Regions from separate parts of the Homo sapiens genome. Here region 2 is linked to region 1. Evidence: chromatin loops called from intact Hi-C (ENCODE). Cell type or tissue: left ventricle myocardium inferior. All regions are shown on one strand. Links, peaks and the distances in the headings refer to the core of each region. The heading gives the core; the rest is flanking DNA.

Region 1 (11,078 bases), core at 3,163-8,162:
TATTCTTAGTGGGTTTTTTTTTTTCAAAAGTAGAAAGCCATCTGTTTAACCAATTTAAATACATACTTATAGAAGAATAAAAAAATAGGAATACAGAGAGAGGTTCATGGATTTTAAGCACTTGTGAATATTTGTAAAACACATGACTTTGATGCTTGGAAAAAATATGAAGTGATACTTTCTGCTGTAAATCAGCACTGGCAAATAAAGAGGCACTAGAAGTTGTGATATCTTAAAGACAAAATTGTTTTGATCATCCAAAATGTTGATCATTTGTGGGCCATAGAAAAGGAAGATTTATTATTTTTGAATCATTCAATTTCTTAGGAAGATAAAAAAAATCATTTGAGAAAACATCAAACGGAATGTGGTTCTTATTAATATCACATAACCTTTCTCACAAAACTTTTCTCTTCTCCAGCCTAGCTCCCATTAGAACCAAACTAAACACGTTGACAGCTCCAAGTTAGGAAGGTGTTAGGCCAATAGTCTACCCTTTTGAGAAACTGAATCATTCATTCAATATCACTTTACTAGTTTTCTTCACGAACCAAATACATGGCAACAGACTCTATTCTGCAGGGTTTAATCACACACAAGTGGCAAAAACCACAGAACGCAGCGCCTAATCAGCCAGGCTTTCAACCATGGACTTACTCTATGCACATATGTCACTCCCATTATCATTAGTATCAATAAAACCCTGACATTTTACTCACTCAGGAGATGCTGGATCTCAATGTCTATGGTTTGATATGTTCTCATAAAAAGTATATCGCCTCATTACCAATAAGTTTATACGAATCGGTATGTTTTAAATTGAATATGCTCCTCCAGAGTAGAATAAATCATGGATTTTTTTCCTGAACAATTTTTGAATTATTTATTTTCTATTCTAAATACTCATGAAGCTAAAGTTAGCATTTCATATTTAGAATTTTTAAGACAACCAATGAATTCTAGGATTTCAAGTTTATTTTCAGTCTCAATAAACATTTATTAAATAATGTATGAATAAATTCAATCAACTGAACTTGGGAATGCAACCCATAATCATAAAGTGGTCTTCCCTAGAGGAGATCCCAGATGAAATTAAAAATAAAAGTTTCAAAAATTAACCTCACATATACCTCATATAGTTGACTCTACTTAACTCTGAGTTTGAATCCCGGGAAGAAATAGTCTTAAGATCTGAACAGAATTGCTTAGGCAGGGGTCAAAGATAATAGATGTGACTATATCTTTAGAAGAAATAGCTTAAACCAGATGTGGTGGCTCAAACCGTAATCTCAGCACTTTGGGAGGCAGAAACATGGATCACTTGAGCTCAGGAGCTTAAGACCAGCCTGGGCAACATGGTGAAACCCCGTCTCTGCAAAAAATACAAAAATTAGCCTGGCATGGTGGCTCACACCTGAGGCAGGAGGATCACTTGAGCCAGGGAGGCAAAGGTTCAAGTGAGCTGAGATTACACCACTGCCCCCGATCTGGGTGACAAAACGAGATCCTGTTTAAAAAGAAAAAAAAAAGGAACTTGAACAGTCCTTTCTAAAAAAGAGGAGAGCCATTGGGGCCATCTCCTAAATCCCCGGGCCATCCCCAAGTTGGTAAACCCAGAGTCATATTCCAGAGTCGTATGGCTGGCTGTACATCAAAACAAAACAAAACTGAGTTAATACCAACACTGCATTCTAAGATCATCCCATCACCCAACTCCCACCCCTACTGCCACTGCCACTGTGTATAGTCACATCTATTGTTACTGCCACAATCATATCCAGGTGCAAACCTGCTCATGTAGCCTACAACCTGAGACACTCACTGAGAACAGTGAAGGAGCCTGACATTGAGGGTGTGACCTTCCTACGCACTCCACTGGGGAGCAGAAGGAAGAAGACAATCAAGGCTGTGTGAGACCCAGGCTCCCTATTTTTATTATGGTGCTTAATCAAAATCATCATACCATGCAAACATTGGCATATATCATTTCACAACATCAAGTTTTTTATACAGTTAAACCATTAGCTTTTTGCCCACCAAGCTATAAGCTCAAAGAAGGCAGAGACATCTCCCTGGCTTCGCTAAAGTATTGCCTGCATAAAGCCTAATACCTTTCATATACTAGATGCTCAGTAAATATGTGATGAATGATAATAGATCAGAGAGCACACTAAGGAGCCAATCTGCATGGGTTTCATTCCTGCCTGTGTGACAGTGTGATCCTAGTTACTTCTTTGAGCTTCACTCAGTTCCTTGTCTACAAAACAGGGATAATAATTGTATCTTAGTGGCTAATCATGAAAAATAAATAAGTTAATATGAGAAACGAAGTTAGAACAGGAGCTGACACATAGTATGTGCCATTATTAATTATTATTATTATTATTATCATCATCATGACCTCTAATTACTGGTGTACAGTGGACCTTGATCAACTTCCAGAATATCATGCATTCCTACAGGTGTTCATCATCCTATGCAAGCATTTATCTGTATAATAAATCATCCTCCTTTTGTGAATGAAAAGACAAGAGTGCGCTACTTAATAAAATGAATTATTTCAAGGCCTGATGTTTTGCAATGTTTGAAAAGATCCTCCTGAGTAAGAAGCTTCTCACCACACTTGCCCTTTAGTATTTTTTTTAAAAAGTTGTATCTAAATTACTACCCCAGGTCCATTGCTATTAAACATAAAAAACAACTTCCACACACATACATACTTTGCACAAAATCCCGTCGGTGCGATTTTGACAGGTACGAGGAGACTCCCGATACTGCTAATTGTTCACTGGGCTTAACCTCAGATGATGATTCAGCTAAATGCTATATTGAATTTCATCACTTCCATTTCCCCTATTCCTGCAGTGACTCTCTGAGGGGTTTACGGTTTTCTAGAGTGGCCTGCCGGCTTGGGTGCGTGCACTCAGGTCACTGTGGAGGACTGTGTGAGTGGAACAGGAATGGGAACATCTTAAAACGAAACAGCTGCGTCAGAAGTGGTCAAGGCTCGGGCGCAATGTGATAGCTGCTATTAAACACCACTTTGAGCTCCTCGTGGCTTTGATGATTTCTTTCTTCCTCTCAAAAGTTTATCATTCTTTTCCTGACTTTAAGTCAACCTCATAAAATCAGCCCAATTTTTGTTTTGGTTCATATTAAAGTTTTGGTTGTATTGTCCATTCGTTTCAGAATTTTTGTTGTTTTTGTTTTTTGCTTTTTCTTTGTCTCTTTGGTCTGAGGAAACTATAAAGTGAGGTGAACCAGTCATGACAAATTCTTGTAAACAGACATGGAACTAGGAATTCTTGTTCCCTAGAGTTCACCTGTCTCACAGCCCTTGTCCTCCAAGGCACTTCCTGTTGGTAAGCATCTGGAAGTGTCCATTTGTGGTGTGGATTTTGTTTTGTGTTGTTTTGTTTTTTCAGGATCTGTAGTACCAATCTCCCTTCCTGCTACCTCTTAGTCCACTGCAAGCTAGTGGAGTGAAAATGGTTCTTTTCAACATCTGCCAATGGCGTCCTTGAATGAAATTTATTATTCACTATCATAAGAAAATAAGAACTTAATTGCATTGTTGAAATTTAAAATTTCATTTTTCATTCTGACAGTTAACTATTAAATGCACTTCAAGCTCCTAGAAGCAGTTCTAGGGCCTTCCAACCTTACTGTTAGGAAAATCATTTAAATAAAATGTTTCTTGGATTAATATACTTAATTCCACCTCTGTATTTAGCAAAATCTTTTCTTGGGGCAACAATTATTAAGTCACCACTTAAAGACTATTTAATGATGTTGAAATGAAGTCTACACTTAGTCAGCCAACTCACTGGGACTTTTTCAAACTCCCAACCACCACCTGGGATTCATCTCAATTCTCTGATTCTGTGTTTCAAATCAAAGATACTATTTGCTGTCAGCAAGTCCCCTGATTTATTTAATCCTTCCCCAAAATATATCCTGAAATTCTCACAATTTAACCCCTATTTGTCATGACAGCAGCTCCTCTACAATGACTAACACACTCTTCAGCATTATCAGGTGTTTGCAGAGGGCTCGGTGACTGCACTGGTGGCCTGGGAGATCAAGAGCAACCCTCTGTAATAGTGTTGTTACTTTATCTTCTCAACAAATCACCAGTAAATTTTAAAAATAACATTTATAATCTCCATTACTTCTCTCCGAAAATAAGAACACCCAAGCATATGGCAAGCATAGCATAATGTGTGGAAGCTCAAGAGTCTTTATAGTTCTCATTTTAAGAGCGTCAATTGCTAATTTAATCAACAATATGCATGCTTACTAGTTTTTAGACTAAACAGTACAATATAGGAAAATATGGGTTCAAATAGAATAAGGAAAAAAGAAAATAAAGTAAGGCAGGAAGAAGAAACAAGAAAGATGAGAACTCTGATTTTTAAAATAAATTGTGGCAATGGAATCTAATGTAACCAAGTTTCATCTTCTAGTGTGTAAATTAGTCAGCTAATAGATTTTTAAATCATATGTAAAACAGAAGTCCTATGATAGAGAGGTGGCATTTTTTCTTCTCCAAAATAGTAGGAAGAATGTCCTACAATCCATAATAAGAATCAAGGGGAAAAATCAGAATAATTTGAGTAGTTCGCTGAAAATCAGCCTCAGAGTTTACAACTCCTAAATTCTCAATTGTCCTTCCCCTATTTTCAGATCAGTTATGGAAAACAGGGAACTGAACTTCCTGAAGATCAGTAGGCATTTTTATTAAGCTTTTTATTTTGAGAAAATTGTAGATCCTCATGCAGTTGTAAGAAATAATAGAGATCCCATGCACGCTTTACCCAGTCTCTCCCAATAGTAACATCTTACAAAAACACAGTACAATATCACAACAAGGATACTGACATTGATACAGAAAATTTCCATTATCATAAGCATCCATTTTGTTGCCTTTTTATGGCCACACTCACCTCTCTTCCACCCCACTGCTCCTTAACCCCTGATAAGCACTTTTCTTTTCTCCATTTCTATAATTTTGTCATTTCAAGAATTCTATATAAATGGAGCCATACAGTGTGTTACCTTTTGGGTTTGGATTTTTTCACCCAGCATAATTCCCTGGAGATCCATTCAGGCTGTTGCACTTATCAACAATGTGTTCCTTTTTATTGCCAAGTAGTATTCCATGTGCCACGATTAACCATACATGCTTAACTGTTAACAGAATGGTTAAGTTTGTCTTTCCATTGAAGGATATTTGAGATGTTTCCAGTTTTTCACTGTTATTAAAGCTGCTGTAAGCATTCATGCACATATTTCTGTGTGAACTTAAGTCTTCATTTATCTGAGATAAATGCTGACGAGTACAATAACTGAGTTATATAGTAGTTGCAAGTTTAGCTTTTAAAGAAACTGCCAAACTGTCTTCCAGAGGCTGTACTATTTTACATTCCCATTAGCAGTATAGGAGTGATCCTGTTTCTCCACATACTTGCCAACATTTCTTGTTGTCATGGTTGATTTTTAGCCAAAGACAGAGATCCAATTTGGAACAAAAAGTAACAGAAAGACTTTCAAATTTAATGCATTGTTTTATTTTAACATTACCTGGAATTTTTTAATACCAGATCCCTTTGGTTTAAACTCTACAATTTAAATGCTGTGTACTTTAGACAAATTATTTAACATCTCTGAACCTCAATTTCTTTACATGCAAAACCTGTCCCTGCAAGTATAGAACTATATTAAAGGGATAATATGTGTAAAGAACATAGGATACAATAGATGTTTCGTAAATGCAAATCCCCTTCCTGCACATTATCTATTGATTATTATTTATTCTATTAATAATATATATGTTTTCTCTTAATGCATTCCCAGCACCACTTGTTTGGTTTTAATAAGAACAACAAGAAATGTTGGCAAGTATGTGGAGAAAAAGGATCACTCCTATACTGCTAATGGGAATGTAAAATAGTACAGCCTCTGGAAGACAGTTTGGCAGTTTCTTTAAAAGCTAAACTTGCAACTACTATATAACTGTCTGTCTCTACTCCATTCAGATGAATATGAATATCATTTAAAAATTGTGTTAACATGATAGAAAAGAATCAGGATGATATTGCTTTCAAAAACAAATTCAAACCCAGGTCTACCGCTGTGTGAACTTACGCAATTATCTTCCATCTGCAGTCAGCAACACTGGTGGTTTCATCTCTTCCATCTTTACAATGGACAGAATCAGACCTTCTCTACCTGCCCTATAAAGATGCTGAGTTCAAATGACAGAAATATGTGAACATTGATTTGCAAACACTGAAGAGCTATACCACTATGTGATCAATAGAGTAAAGCTAGTTATAGAAAATGAAGTCCACTGAACCTAAGGTCTCCTTCATTCTGTCACAGAATGTCAAGGTCAAGAAATGGCAGGAACCACAGTGATTTCAGAGTCTAGGACAGTGGTGCCCCAAGGAATGGGGTGTCAGAAGATTATAACAGAAATCATATTTGTTTTCATACAAACAATCAGAAATGAGTTCACTAATAGGGTAACCATTGGCATCAACACCCTTGCTTCTTCTTATGTTACTCAGCTGCCTTGAGCACACAAGGTAACCTCAGGGAAGGGGGAGCTCTTGACCACAGAGGGGTTAACAGTGGCCCTCTTAGAAGCACACATGGCCTGAAATGTGTTACAATTTGTCTGGCTCAGTTAGATTGAAATATATTATATAATCCAGTTTTAACTAAACTAATCTTCACCAAATGAACAAGGGGTTTAAAAATATTCCTGCAAAGAACCTTTCATTAAATATGATTCCAAGAAGGCAGACATAAACCATTGACAGGAAAATGGCAGAACTGACACTGCTCCTCCTCTTCTCAGCCACAAAACAAGACGGAAACACTGATGATATGAATCCAAAGGTAAATCAACCAGAGGATTTTTAAACCACCAAGGCTATTTGAAGTATGGATTTATACCCACTGTTGATGATGCTGAATCTTACCTTAAAACATTTAAACCTTTTGTCTAATTCTTCATTTTAATCTTACCCCTTTTTAGGTTATTTTTTGCACAGGTTTATCATGTACATATCAGTAAAGATGTACAGATGTATGATTTGCAAATAAATATACTTAAAATATTTTACTGCTGGGGTACATAATAAACACAGCAGGCAAATCATGGACCTAAGATATTCTATTTCTTTAAGGTGTTATTTTCCCCACTCTAGACGTTTGTGTCAGGCACCGATAGACTACACCACGAATGATGAAGATGGCATAAAACTAGATTTCCACTGACAGAACAGTGGGTTGTCATCACTAGAACCATCTTCTCATATCTTTTGGGAGCTCTAAAGACAGCCAGAAGCCATTACCTTCACCCTGTCAACCCTGAGGGCTGGGAGCCAATGCAGCCTCCTCATACCAATCTCCAAAAATTCTGTGGACTGTTACCGTTCCCACGCTTAGTGGCTCTCAAGAAGGTAACTGTGGCATGCCACTCTAACAGAGCTATGCCAAAGAGAACAGCTGATATTGAGTAAGTACTTACCCTATGCCAGCCCCTCATGTGAGTCGTCTCACTAAATGTTCACCACAACAACAGGACAGAGTCTATAATTATTATCCACCTTTTACAGCTGTGGTAACTAAAGCTGAGAATGGTTACTTTCCCAAGATCACACAGCTGATAACTTTTGTAGTCAAGTTCAGACTGTGCCTCTAACTCCAAGGACCTGCTCTTAATCACTATGGTATGCGGCCTTACATGCATAGTAATAACTTTATGGCATATCATTATAAAGATTTCTTTACAACAAAATTAATTTTTAAAATTTGTCACATTCTAAATGTAATCCTGCTTCCTCTTGGGATCAAAATGTTTACCAGAACACATAACTGATTTTGTAATACACATGAAAAGTAAATTACAGTGGTACTTATGGGAATTATTTTTATACACAGATTTTGAAAAATATAGCATACCAATTCTTGAAACAAGTGCTTTAAATCCTTTCTGACACAAAGCCGACATAATATAAATAACAATACAATAAAATATATACAGCTAACTATTTACTCAGTTGTGTCTGAAGTTATATGTTAAAACTTCTAGCACCCGGCTGGGCACAGTGGCTTATGCCTGTAATCCCAGCACTTTGGGAGGCCGAGGCAGGCGGATCACCTGAGGTCAGGAGTTCAAGACCAGCCTGACCAACGTGGAGAAACCCTGTCTCTACTAAAAATACAAAATTAGCCGGGCATGGTGGCATGCACCTGTAATCCCAGCTACTCGGGAGGCTGAAGCAGGAGAATCACTTGAACTGGGAGGCAGAGGTTACAGCGAGCCAAGATCGCGCCATTGCACTCCAGCCTGGGCAGCAAGAGTGAAACTCCATCTAAAAAAAAAAAAAAAAAAAAAAAAAAAACCTTCTAGTACCCAAGGCAATGAGAAAAAGTCAGTGGAAAAATACAATTATTTCCAAATATTCAGATAGTTAACAATAATTAGAAAAATCATAGGGTCAGCTGAGTGAATCTTTCAATTATTAATGTAGCTGTATTAATACCATGTGATATTAAGGTTTTTTAAGCAGAGAAAGCCCAGTGAGTTGCAGCAGCCACTCTTAATTCTGTGACTTTTTAGTGAAATAGAGCAAATGGAAGTACTAGATGGAGGAAAAGAAATGGCAATGTCAATAGAGAAATGCTTCTGAGGGCAAGTTCTCCTACATGATTGTGTATTCTTGGCTGTGTAAGTTGAGGACTCTTGAGTTTCTCTTCTCAGATGTCCCCATTGTAAATACCTAGGTCATGCTTTTAAAAAGCAGTATAATTTACAAAGCAGAGTCCACTCCACATTGACTCAAATGCCATCTTGTTATTATGACTATTTTATCTTTGATGAACCATCGTATTTATCTTTATAAGCACTTCATTAAATATCACTCTGTTGTCTGGAAAAAGAAAAATTCAGTGTTCTAAAAACTAAGCAATTAAACATCCCAATTAAATACATAAATTTTGTAATAAAGCAAAAATAGTCACTTGATTAGATTCTGTAATTTTATTACTGACATCATCTTTACTTGAATAGCACAAGTTGCATAGAACTTAACAATGTTTGGAAAAGCAGAAAAAATTACTAGAAATGTAAAGAAGCAGTTTCCTGTTTTATTTAGTCCAGATTAATAACGGTTAAGTTGCCATGTTTCTTCCAGAAAAAGCTTTTTCACTTTTTTCTCAGCAAGTCAGAGTTTACAGAAATCATCTCATAGATATACTTTATTATTCCAGCTTAATCCATCTGAAAAAAATTCAATGCTTTTTGACACCAATTGTTACACTATGCATTCATTTAGGAAAAAACAATATCACAGTAATAAAAAGATTCTTATATTTTATGCTAGTATTAAAAATCACAGCAGCTAATATTGTCCCATATACAAGAATCGACATATATTTTCTTGGTTGAGTTTCTTCATCCAGTAAAAAACAGTTTGAAAGGCACTGAATGGAAGAAAACAAACAAGCAAACAAAAACAATTCAATTCAATTGGATCCAGCTCCTTACCCTCTTGTTTGTAGACAAAGAGCATCAGCTCCTAAGCAAACTTTCTTCTTCAGATTTTGTTTCTGTATTACTCCACTCTTATTTTCTAAATACCTCTTTAAGCCATCATTTCATAACTGTAGTTAGAAAAGGCTTTGCGCATTTTCTCTGATTATTTTTTCATTTTTAGATGGACCACAAGCAGTCTCATGGGAAAACTCTACTTTTTGGTAGATTCTGCAGAGGGTAGGCAGTCTGTCCAGGGCACTGTCCGTTTGTCACCCAGCACAAATAGAGAATCCCATTACCTACAAAGGTATTAGGAAAGTGCTCCCAGCTGAAAGCATTTATCCAATTCCAATTGTTGTTTGAAAGTCTAAAATACTAAAGGTGGCATTATTCCAGGAGCTACTGTTTAAAACAATGCAATGCCCGTTCAGAGAAGAAAATCAGTGTTTGAAAATCTGAGTTTGTTTAAAAAATAATAACTATGCATCCAAAAAAGAATTCCTGAAGAAGCACTTATATGCCAGGCACATGTTTTTAATTTTAATAACATTGGTTTACCTAAATAAATATGTAGAACCTAATAATTGTTCTCTATATATTCATACTTTAATACTATTCTATTTTAGTGAGTTTGCAAAGAGGCTAATGAATAATAATGCAGAAAAATATGTATCGATCAGGACAAAGTTGCTATGGTTTATGGGCACTGCAAAATGCTGTGTTGAAAACAATTCTGTTAAAAAGTAATTGAAAACTGCTCCAATTTTAAAAGAAATAAATGTAGCCATATCCTTATAGGATAATGTCAGATAAAAAGTAATCATGTTCTCTCCACAATTGGGTTTGCTGGCATGTATATGGGAGTAATAATGCTTTAAGATTATTTTCATAGTTGTTCATTTAACGTGGGATTAACATCAAAATCTTCGTAATTATCTCAGATCACCATTTGAAAGTAGTGTGGCAAAACGCGTTAATGGTTAAGACACCCTAGCAGTTTTATACTAAACAGATTAACACACGTGAAAGTAATATTATAATCTTTTGCATTGAATAATGTGCCAGACCAATTTTTTCAGTGAAAATAGAATTCTTATGAAATGGTACCCTTTCATTAAAATAGGTAGCTACTGCTTCCTATTTCTTGAAATACCAAAGCAATCAGCTAGAAAACTGTATAAGAGCTATATAGATGAGCATGCACGGCTATATGGACTCAAAATATTATTCTGTGGCTTTGCCATTGCACAATTTTATGGAAACGATCATTTCTGAGGTTTGCTTTACATAAGATTGAGAACCAAAATATTGCAATAGGAGGGTGATACAGAATAGTGAAAATACAATCCAGGTGGGATTATAAACCAAAAACTTTTAAAGCGTGAAGGAGATTGCTTATTGGCCACAATGGCTATGAATTTATTTTATGACCACCAGCAAACAAATGTAGGTCCATACCTTACACATTCTTAAATAATAAGGAAGCACATTTTAGTATGTACTCCAGAGTCTCATAAAAATATTTCTC
Region 2 (11,078 bases), core at 2,662-7,661, 200 kb before region 1:
TTCACAAATTTTCTTTTATCAAATATCCCCATCATAGTTAAAAGTGAAGTTAAAGCATCAACATTAAAACTATTATTTTCCTACTTGCATGGTACTTTATAAATCTGAGGCCATTTCACTTGCATTATCTCATTTGAAAGTCATTTTGCCTGTGTCAGCCTTCAATGGTACTGAAAAACCTTGTGTTACAGTGTCATTTGGTTCCTAGAGCCTCCTTGTAAATTCTCCCTGTCACAAGTAAACTCTTGGCCTTCAATTTTACCAATCATGTTAGTTACTAAGCTATTGCCCCCCAGCCCCAAACCCTTTCTTCCTGCTTTTGGGGCCTTGCAGCTCCAGTTTCCGCATTGCAATCAGCTTTCTTTAGGATCTGCCAAGAGGGGGCGCTAGAGAGACTGAACGGCAGAAGGAGGGAGAAAGGACTTGTTCTCATTTGCAGGCGGTCTCCCCTTTCTTGCCTCAGTAACCACCCTTCACCCTGGAACGTGATTCCAGTCTCCAGCCCATTTTGCAAGAGCCCCAAAACCAGCTTCGTTGTACCTTCAGAGGTGCAGTCCCTGCCAGGCAGTGCCCGCTCCTCAGAAGAGTCTCCAACCTTACGGCACCCCTTCTGTATGACTTTAGATTCTTTTGTCTTTTGATTTAATTTGATTTTCATTTTGATTGTCAGTTATGTAAAACAGTTATGTAAAACATTACATAGCTCCAAAGTCATCCCTGCCTTATAGGTAACCTCATGCTAATTCTTTTGAAAACGTAAGAAAATGCTATACACTTTTATCACTCCTTGACCCTCTGTTACACAAAAAGTAGCTCACTCTACACGCTTCTACACTCTGTTCTGTACCTTACTTTTTTCCATTAAAGATGAATTCTGAATGTCATTCAAAAGGAGCATGCAGAAATCTCTCTGATTCTATTCTATGATGAATCATACCATATGCCCTGCAGAACATCCCCCATTAATATTTTCTACCTTTCGATTTTTAGTATCCCAAACTGTAAGTTTTAGCATTCAAACCCACAGACACCTCTCCAATACAACTTTATTTTTTGGCCAGTTAATACAGGTAGAATACATATTCGTGTCCTCAAACCTCAATACAACTTTTTAAACAAAATGATGTCAGATAAAGTCTTGAGTCTCCATACACAGTTGTCAAAATGGCAAAGCCTACATGGACTTTCAAAAGGGCATATGCTTCAGGAAGGCTGCTGCTGAAGGTAAGAAAAGGCACTTTCCCCGGAAGTCGCCATATAAGGTGACTGTTAACAACCACAGTAATTGGTTATTAAGAGGTGGATTTTTTAGGCATTTTACATCTTTACATGATCATTTATTACATATATGTTATTCACTGTGTTTTAGGAAATTGGTTGAGGCTTTAGGTTGATAGATAACCATTCTAATGACTCCTTTTAATATAATGAAAATAACAAGCATTTCAGACACCTTTGTTAAGCAAAAAAGGGCCTGTGTTCCATGTGTCAATGTTCTCTAGTTTATTGAACCAGTCTCTTATCGATATTTAAGCTATTTCATCTTTTAGTATTATAAGTAATTCTATGAGGAACAGTCTTGACCATATGTCACTTTGCATTTTTGGAACAGATTCCTAGAATTCATGTTGCAGGATTGAAGGGTAAATGTATATGCAGTTTTGCTCAATAATGCTAAATCCTCCCACCCCCAAACCCATTGAAGCTGATACCACTTTGCATACTTATTTCATCAAAACCTCTACAACAGAGTATAGTTTACAAATTTTGGGATCTCTGCCAGTCAGGTGGGTGAGAAGTGTTATCTCAGTGTAGTTTTAATTTGCATTTCTCATATATTCAGTATATTTTTCTATGTGTGAGGGTCATTTTTATTTCTTTTTCTGAGAACTATCTGTATTTTTTCCCCATTTTCTCTAAGGTTTTGCCTTTTTTCTCAATTCTTTGAAGCATTTTATGTGTTCAGAATATTACTCTGTGTCAAATTTATCACTTTTTTCCTTATTGCTCCTGAAATATTTCATGCATTTAGATCTCTGATCCATTTGGATATCTACCATATGGTGTGATAAATGGATGTAATTTTATCTTTTTTTCATATGGTTATCCAGGTGTTCCAAAGCCATTTACTGATTAAGAACATACTTTCCCTCTATTATCAGAGGTTATCTTTATCAATATTGTATGTTAGCTGCTTTACCAGATTTTCTGTGTGGTTCCATTGGTCTTTCTGTCTACTCATGTGCCCATACCACAACCTTTTAATTATAGAGGCTTTTTAATATATTTTAGAAAAAGAAATACATTGCTTCTCTTCTTACAAAATTTCCTGATTGGTATTGCGTGTTTATTCTTCCATATGAACTTTATAACCAATTTGTGTAGCTCCAGAGGGGAAAAACTTCTGCTATTTTTATTGGAATTGAATTAAATGAATAACTAATTTAGGAAGAATTAACATGTTTCTGAGGCTGAGTCAGCTTGCCGTGACTAATTTTATATCTTTCTATTTAAGGACATATTTATGTCTTTCAGGCATGTCTATAGTTTTCCTCATATAGGTTTTAAACATTTGTATTAGTTTTATGCCTAGGAATTTTATTTTGCTTTTTTCCTTTTATTCTATTTTATTTGTTATCATGTATGGAGTCTGCTTCTCCATTATATACAAATAGTAAGACTATTGATTTCCCACAAAAACTATTGATTTTATGTTAGTTACATATCTTGCTATTTTATTAAATTCTCCTATTTGTAGTTTTTCACAGTTTTTTTTTGTTTTCAAGATATATAATCATAACATCTGCAACAGAGGTAGTTTAATCTCTTCATTTCCAATGCTCATGCCTCCAATTTCTCTTATCTAATGACATTGGCTAATACTTCCAATTCAAAGCTAAATAACAATTGAGATACCCACTGTCCTTTCTTGGTCTTGACTTTATGTTCCTCATCAGTTAAGATGTTCATTTTGGTCTGATGGTTATGTGTACTATCATATTAAATTCTCTATCAATTCCTAATTTGTTGTTTTTAACATGAATGGGTATTAATTTTTTTTAAATGTCATTCAGCATCTATGTAGATGATTATAGGATTTGGCTCCTGATTTCTAATCATAAGATGACTTTTATTAATAGATTTTCAAATAAGGAATCACCCTTAGGACTGCCACGTTGGGAGAATGAAACATCTATTTGGTAAGAACAACGAGTATGATCAGGGAGAGGTAAGATAGGAAACTGGGAAATTTGTCATGGGTCATATATTTTAAATGGCATCATATTATTTGTGTAAAAATTTGTACTTCATCATAAAAGTAATGAGAAACCACCCATGAAGTATTTTACTAAGAGTCTTAAATTTTAGAAAGGTCTCTCTAGCAGCAGAGAATGTCAAATTAGTAGTTGTAAGAGGTATTATAATGAGCCAGGTGAGAAATGATAGGGCCTGAACAAAATAGGGTGGAATTCAGAGATACTGAGGAAATGTAATAGTCTTAACTGAGTGAGTGAAGAGGACAAGCAAAAGGCGAGAGTCTAAGATAACTTCTAGGTCCCTGGCTTGGGCAACTAGGCAGACGGTAGGGCATTCATTAAGATAAGGAGTATAGGAAGATGCGTCGTTTTGGCAGGAAACAAGTTTGTGCTGAGTTTTAGATGCTTGTGGAAGTTCCAAATGTATACATTTTTTTCTAGAGGTTGGGAGAGATGTAAGGAACATAGGTACAAATTTTGAAATGATCTGTGTAGAGATGGTAATTGAATCTATAGAAGTGGATGAAATTTCAAGAATGTGCATAGTGAGAAAAGAAGAGGCCAAGGACCCAAAGCCACCTTACCTACCTTAGAGAATTGCAGGGAAGATCAAATGACATAACAGGTGTGAAAATACTCCATCTCCATATGGTGCTTATTACATTCTTCCTAAAATGCTTCGTATGGTTTACATGGTTGAAGTAAAGATGGCTTACAGAAAACACAGGCAATGACTCACGTTCATATAAGTATATGTAAATATCAAATAAAGACTAAAATTCCCAATCCTACCTCTCTTCTGGAAATAATGCTGAAAAAATTACATAGTGGACCCCATCTTGACACTTACCGATTTTCATTTTCTACCTGTAAATGCAAATCCTATGTTTTTATTATAAGTGGATTTTAAAACCTCGCTGGAAAAAAAGCCACTTATATTTAATAAATCAATACATAATATTCTAATTACAATAACAATTGGCACAAAATAATATCATTTAGTCTTTCTTATCTTATTCCAATACAATTCTGCTGTTAATTGTAGAATCATAGTGTGTAGTGAGTAGAACTTTTAAAACATACAGGTATAACTTGAATCTTATTTTCCAAACATTGTTTAATATCCATAAATATTTTAAAGCATTTTGCCTCTCTATTCAGTGTCCTTTCACCAATTAAAAGTCTACCATCCTGCATTCATTTTATTTACAGATTTATGACTTTAGAAACATCACCACAACACAACTGGAATGCTTAACCCTTATAACCTGTAAAATGTATGTTGAATATCTCACAGAGATACTCAGAGAAATGAGTGAATTAGATTCTTGTGAAGTTTAGTAGAAAAGCTACAAGACAACAATAGGTGGTGCTGCTGGGATGGAATACTGAGTATGTACATTTAATTCAACAAATGTCATGGAAAATTTTCCTGAACAAAATTACTCTGCTTATTAAATTAAAGGTTGGTTTGAGAGCAATATTAAAGCCTGATCACGATGAGACTTTGGGGGAGAAAAAAGCTTCAAACAACTTCTCATACTAAAAAGAAAGTTGTTTCCACCAGTGGGAGCTAATTTTTGTAGCCCAATTTAAATTTCAAGCAGCAAAATTCCACATTAACTTCTTACAGCCAGGAGCAGCTTGAATCTTCCATGCTTATACCTGGCAGACAAAACGAAGTTACAACTGACAGCATTCCAAAAAGATACTCGTAAAAGCTATTTAACGTAACTGGATTTTGCGGATTTCTCTCATTCTTATCCAGAAATTCAAGTGGAAGGAGATATAAAATCTGGATTTCCCCCTTGCTTGAGCAGTTTTGACGCTCAAGAGACTTGAGCCTGAGCAGTGTTCATCAGATAAGACACAGGCCTTTTTCAGGGGACCACAGGATTCGTCGAGGTTTTGTAGAGTTTCTACACACCTGCTCTTTGCTATGGCTAAATGGTTTGAAGTATCATAATAAATTGACCGCAAATAAATTTTCAAAGGAAAGAAATGGACCTCCCTACTCAATTTTCCTAAAAACACATCCAATCTTTCAATCAAAGCAATAGATTTTTCCTCTTCTTATGTCTTTAAAAAAATCCATATATGCCAATTGTGATAGAAATGTAATATTCACATCTCTCTTTGTGGCTGAGCACCAGCTGTGGGGTAGGTAATAACCACAGGTTACCACCTCAGCACATGTACTTCCTTAGCTTGGCCCTTGTCAGTCTCCAGAGTAACAGGTGTAAATAATTGTTTATTTCTCTATCTTCCTTGAAAATCTGGTCTACCTTTATATCCCCAGTCTTTATCACAGTGCCTACCACATATCAAGCACTTAATAAATATTCGTTAACTTAATGCATAAACTCCCACCACTTATACACTGGGTGCTTTTTTAAAAAACAAACAAACCTACATATTAACTTCTGGTTGTGACTACTGTTTATTTAATTACTGGTTGGTACAATATGATGCTAAGTTTGCACTCCCTATATCTTATTTATTATTGACTTCCTCCCAAATTATTAGAGACAGAGAACTCTGACCCTATGACTCATCTCTTTATACTCTTCATGGAAAAAGAAGTTGAAGAGAGAAGATCCAACTCTGCCACCTCTGGGAATTATAGCACAATGGGAAGTATCCGTCCAACCTGACTGTGGAATGAGGCAAATCTTAAGCATAACACCAAGATATCGCCTTTTAGATGGACTACTTTAAGTCAGTAAGTTATTAACCAGGAAATTATCTTCCATGCTTTAAAGGCTTATTTCATAAATATGTAGCATCTTGTATTTGGAATAAGGTAAAAAGCACATCTGTCTTTCTCTACTCACCCAGAAGTATCATAATGTTCAGGCACTTTTCTCAATGAATTTCAGAAGAACAGCATACGTGCCACAGATCTATTTTATAGCTGTGAGATATGTTATGAAGTCTCTTGTAAAGGCAAGCTTACTCTCTCTCTACGGGCCTCTTTTTTGGCAAATCCGTTTATGTGGAATAATTGGCATAGATTAGTCAAAAATGCTTTCATCTTCTTTTGTTGCCCACATTGCATTTTAAAATAATTAAAATCCCAGATTGTTTCTGCTTTTCACCTAAGTTTACTGGCACCCAGCAAAGAAGCCTACACTTTGATTTTAATCATGACCAGACAATATAAGGCCCCTGTCTCAGAAGCAACAAGGGCAGCGAGCAGAAACCCTGCTGGGTAATTTCAAAGCCATGTACTTCCTGCTGCTAGCCCTACAGTATGATTTCTGTTCTGCCAAGGGCACCAGTAGAAGGTAACTTCCAATTTGCACCTCACACATAAATTCACATTATGCCAATAGGTTTCGAAGGAAACCACAAGCTACCCAGCTCAGCCGTCAGAGGTCTGTTAACAGACCTTTAACTATGATCTATTGTGCAGCAGGACCTGAAAGACGCACACGGAGTCCCGCTTTATAGAGCCTGCACTTGCCTGACACCGTTTTTCTTGAGATAATTATAAGTGTTTATTTTGGCTTTTAACAACTTTAATCACATTATTTAGCATGTTGCTGTTTTGTCATCAAGTTAAACGAATACAGAGTTCTCCCAAGAATTTCCCAGAAACTTACACATAGGGTGGTTTCAACAACGACAGAACCTAACATCTGAGATGGAGGTGGTCAATTACATCAAAGCTTCACGGATGCAAAGACGTTTTCCTCAATAAACAAGTAAGCAAACAAATTATATCATGCAACAGAGAACTCCTGAATGCATAAGGTGTGATCTTTCTAATGAAAAATAGCATGGCCGTCCCTTTGCTTCGAGGTTCTATTTTCAGTGTTTTGATGGTAAAAGAGATTCACAGTGAAGCCAGAGTTATGGTATGCAATAAATCCTCGATGCCAAATGTTGCTGAGATTACCATGTGGAATATAGAACAGCACTTCTCTGAGTTATCTAGAATTAGGTTTAAAAATAACCTTAGCCAATCACTAAGGGTTCTACAATCACTGTTAACTTGGAGCAACTGTGGAAACATCATGCTGTGCCAAATTGCATCTGATGGCCCAGTAATAGCAGAACTGTAATATACTTACATACATTCTAAAAAGATCTTCCCCCAATGGATACTGATTTTACAAATCCAAAAAGATGACAGTTCATCTTATACCTAAATGACCCTATTCAGTGTCAGTTAAATGAAGAATAGGTCTAGATCATTCAATAAATATATTTTAAAAGTAATAAAACCTATGTGCCATTTTTATCTTTAATTTTTTATGTGATGCTACTCATTCTGTTATTAATTATACTAAAGTAGCAAAAGAAAACTTTTCTCTCCCTATAATTATGTATTTCTATTACTTAAATTAGTCACTTTGACTCTCCTAAGAAACAAATGATGAACATTACTGTGTTTACTTGGAAATGTTTTTCTGCACAGTGCTATTAAGTGGACATGCAAGGCTCTGAATATAATAACAACTGAAATAAGATGACACATGAGGGGAAGAATTTTGAAATGGCCAATTTCATCCAACAGGCATCATCCCTTTAAATCATCACATTTCTTTTGCAGGAAGACCTGCAGGGCAACTTGCAATATGACCATCAGATTCGTGCTTTATTTGAAAACTCCAGAAACCAATTAATTCATAAATAAAAATCCTTATTGGGTATAATCTCAGTTTCAAATTCAGTAAATTCACAGCCAACAGATAACTCCCAAAGAGATTGGTAGCAAAAATATGGAAAATAAACAGAAAAATTGAGTTTGTAGTGTAAATAAGTTAAGTATCACTGGGAAGGAATAGAGACTCCAGAGTTTGTGTGTGTGTGTGTGTGTGTGTGTGTGTGTGTGTGTTCATATATACTACATACATACCACTCAAATATAGGTAGATAATGATTTTTAAGAGAGCTTAATATTTTTAATAGTTGAAAATCCCAAGCCTAGCAGATCAATAGAGAGAACAAACAAATCTCAGAGTAACTGTGCATTTTAGGGTGGCTTTGCCCCTAGAGATTTAAACAACTGCCAAGGTCCCTTTATCATTTGAGCAAAAGGTCCAAGTTTTTCTTGTAATAGCAAACCCTTTCCAAAGAAGAATTCCAAACATCTTATAATTCAGACACCTGGCTTATGTTCTTACTTCTGCTATTGACAAAGTGGTTTATTCCTTAACCTGCTTCCCATTTAGTAGTAAGAATTTCTTATTTATAATTTATGTCTGACTTTAGTGCTCACTTATTAAATTATACTGATGGAATAAAAAGATGAAATTTAGTTTTCTCACTTTACCATATCTAGTAAGAACATATTACAATGAAAATAATAGAACATAAAAACACAAAAACAAGACCGGGCACAGTGGCTCATGCCTGTAATCCCAGCACTTTCGGAGGCCAAGGTGGATGGATCAGTTGAGCTCAGGAGTTCGGGACCAGCCTGGGCAACATGGTGAAACTCTGTCTCTACTAAAAATACAAAAATTAGTCGCACGTGGTGGCACAAGCCTGTAGTCCCAGGTACTTGGGAGGCTGAGGCAAGAGAATCGCTTGAACCTGGGAGGCAGAGGTTGCAATAAGCCAAGATTGCCCCAATACACTCCAGCCTGGGCACGAGAGAGAAATTCTGTCTCAAAAACTAAATTAATTAAATAAATAAATATATAAATAAATAAGACACAACAAAATAGTTTATATGGAATCTCAAAAACATCTAATCCATTTTTGCTGTGATACATATCAAATGAGGTTTTTCTTAAGTATTTTTTAGCTGAGAGGATTAGACTGGCCTCTGATTCCTCATCTACAGCAGTGGATATCAGAATATAATGAGTTATTTTAAACTTACAATTCTATACCCAGCTAAATTATAATTCAAATTAACAGGAAAAAATCACCTTCAGTCATACAATGACTTGAAAAATTGAACCCACAGGCACACACTTTCTAAAAAAAAATTCATGAATAAAATGTTAATAATTCCAACCCAGTAGCAAATTTTAAGAAGAACACACAATGAACAAACAGGTTTATTTTTGGAAACTAAAGATGATTTAAATTTAGAAATCTAGCCATGTAATTCACTCTATTAATATATAAAAAGAGAAAAACCCATAAAATTATTTTATAAGCTGCTGGTAAAGCAGTTCCTACAATTCCTATTGCTGATAAGAAGAGAATAAAGAGCCCTGGAAAAGTTCTAAAAACTTGAAAATTATGTCAAAACCTGTTACAAATACCATAGTTAAGCATCAGCAAATAAGATCATGAGCTAGGCAAGTATGCTCACTATCTTTATTGTTTTTCAAGCTAATCCTGGAGCATTCCTGTCAATGCATTAAAATAAAAGTGAAATGTATGTACTGGAAGGAAAGAAACAAAGCAAAACTGCCTTTATCTGCATATTATATATATTTGCCTGCCTAAAATCTCCAAGACAATCACTTGAAAAACTGCTAAAACTAATAAGAAGGTACAGTAAGGTAGCCAGATAAAATATAAATATACAAAATCAATGATCAATTATAAACATAAGGGAAAACAAAAATTAGCTAGGTGTAGTGATAAATGCCTACTACTACTACTTGAGAGGCTGAGGTGGGAGGATCGCTTGAGCCCAGGAGTTCAAGGTTATGAGAAGCTATGATAATGCCACTGCACTGTCGCCTAGATGATAGAGTCAGACACTTCTCTAAAAATATGTGTGTGTGTGTGTGTACCTATGTGTGTGTACATATATTCATATATATGTAAGAAAAAACATCTAAATCACAAGAAAAACAAAAAGCAATGAATAAAGACAAGGTTAACAAGAAATATTAACGTGTACTTGAAGAAAACACTTAAACTAAAGAACCTAGGAAAGGCCTGAGTAAGTAAAAAGCCAACACTTTCCTACATGGGAAAACACTAAAATGTGACGATGGCTATATTCATTTGCTAGGGTTGCCATAACAAAGTACCACAGAATGGGGAGGATTAAACAATACAAATTTATTTTCTCACAGTTCTGGAGGCAGAAGTCTAAGATCAAGGTATCAGCAAGGGGAGTTTCTTCTGAGGCTCTCTCCTTGGTTTGTAGATGGCCATCATCTCTCTGTGTCTTCACTTGGTCTTTCCTCTGTACCTACTTATGTCTAAATTTTATCTTCTTAGAAGGACTAATGTCCCATTGGATTAGGGCTCACCCTAATTACCTCATTTTAATTACTCCTTTAAAAGCCCTGTCTTCAAATACAGTCACATTCTGAGGTACTGGGAGTTAGGACTTCAACATAAAAATTTGGGATATTGTGGAAAACGATGCAGTTCATAACAATGACATTTCTTTCTCAAAATAATATAAAATGTTGAAGCAATTAGTGAAATCGCAACAGAACTATCTTGAAATCTAAGATAATTATAAAACTTACTCATAAAAGTAAATGCATAAAAAAAGTATGAGATAGAAGAACACTGAGGCTCAACTTGCTCACAGAATTTCAAAGCATTCTTATTTATTTATTTATTTATTTATTTTTACTTTATTTTACTTTTTTTGAGACAGAGTCTCACTCTGTTGCCCAGGCTAGAGTGCAGTGGCATGATCTCAGCTCACTGCAACCTCTGCCTCCCAGTTTCAAGTGATTCTCCTGCCTCAGCCGCCTGAGTACCTGGGACCACAGGTGCGTGCCCCCACGCCCAGTTAATTTTTGTATTTTTAGTAGAGACAGGGTTTCACCATGTTGGCCAGGTTGGTCTCGAACTCCTGACCTCAGGTGATCAGCCTGCCTCGGCATCCCAAAATGCTGGGATTACAGCCATGAGCCACCTCAAATTTCAAGTTATTCTATA

Evidence for each region. A loop is a pair of places that touch in the nucleus more often than their neighbours do. Peaks named below come from ENCODE experiments on the same cell type or tissue, not always from the same donor. Only the 100,000 strongest peaks of a DNase experiment are listed, where the experiment ranks them.
Region 2: a loop joins it to region 1, with 2.9 times the contacts of the local background. A loop is called at or near these places in 26 of 110 quality-filtered maps.

Annotation. Positions count from the first base shown.
Region 1 is chr4:173,539,895-173,550,972 of GRCh38, reverse strand. The region is part of intron 2 of HAND2-AS1 (HAND2 antisense RNA 1); the gene reads right to left. Among named protein-coding and RNA genes, the nearest start is that of HAND2-AS1, 15 kb to the right of the region's middle. In left ventricle myocardium inferior, for the core only: no CTCF peak of the experiment used is centred there; no DNase peak of the experiment used is centred there; H3K4me3 peaks cover 22 bases; H3K27ac peaks cover 4,909 bases.
Region 2 is chr4:173,742,106-173,753,183 of GRCh38, reverse strand. No RefSeq gene overlaps it. Among named protein-coding and RNA genes, the nearest start is that of LINC02269, 150 kb to the left of the region's middle. In left ventricle myocardium inferior, for the core only: a CTCF peak has its summit at 4,611; no DNase peak of the experiment used is centred there; H3K4me3 peaks cover 2,563 bases; H3K27ac peaks cover 3,066 bases.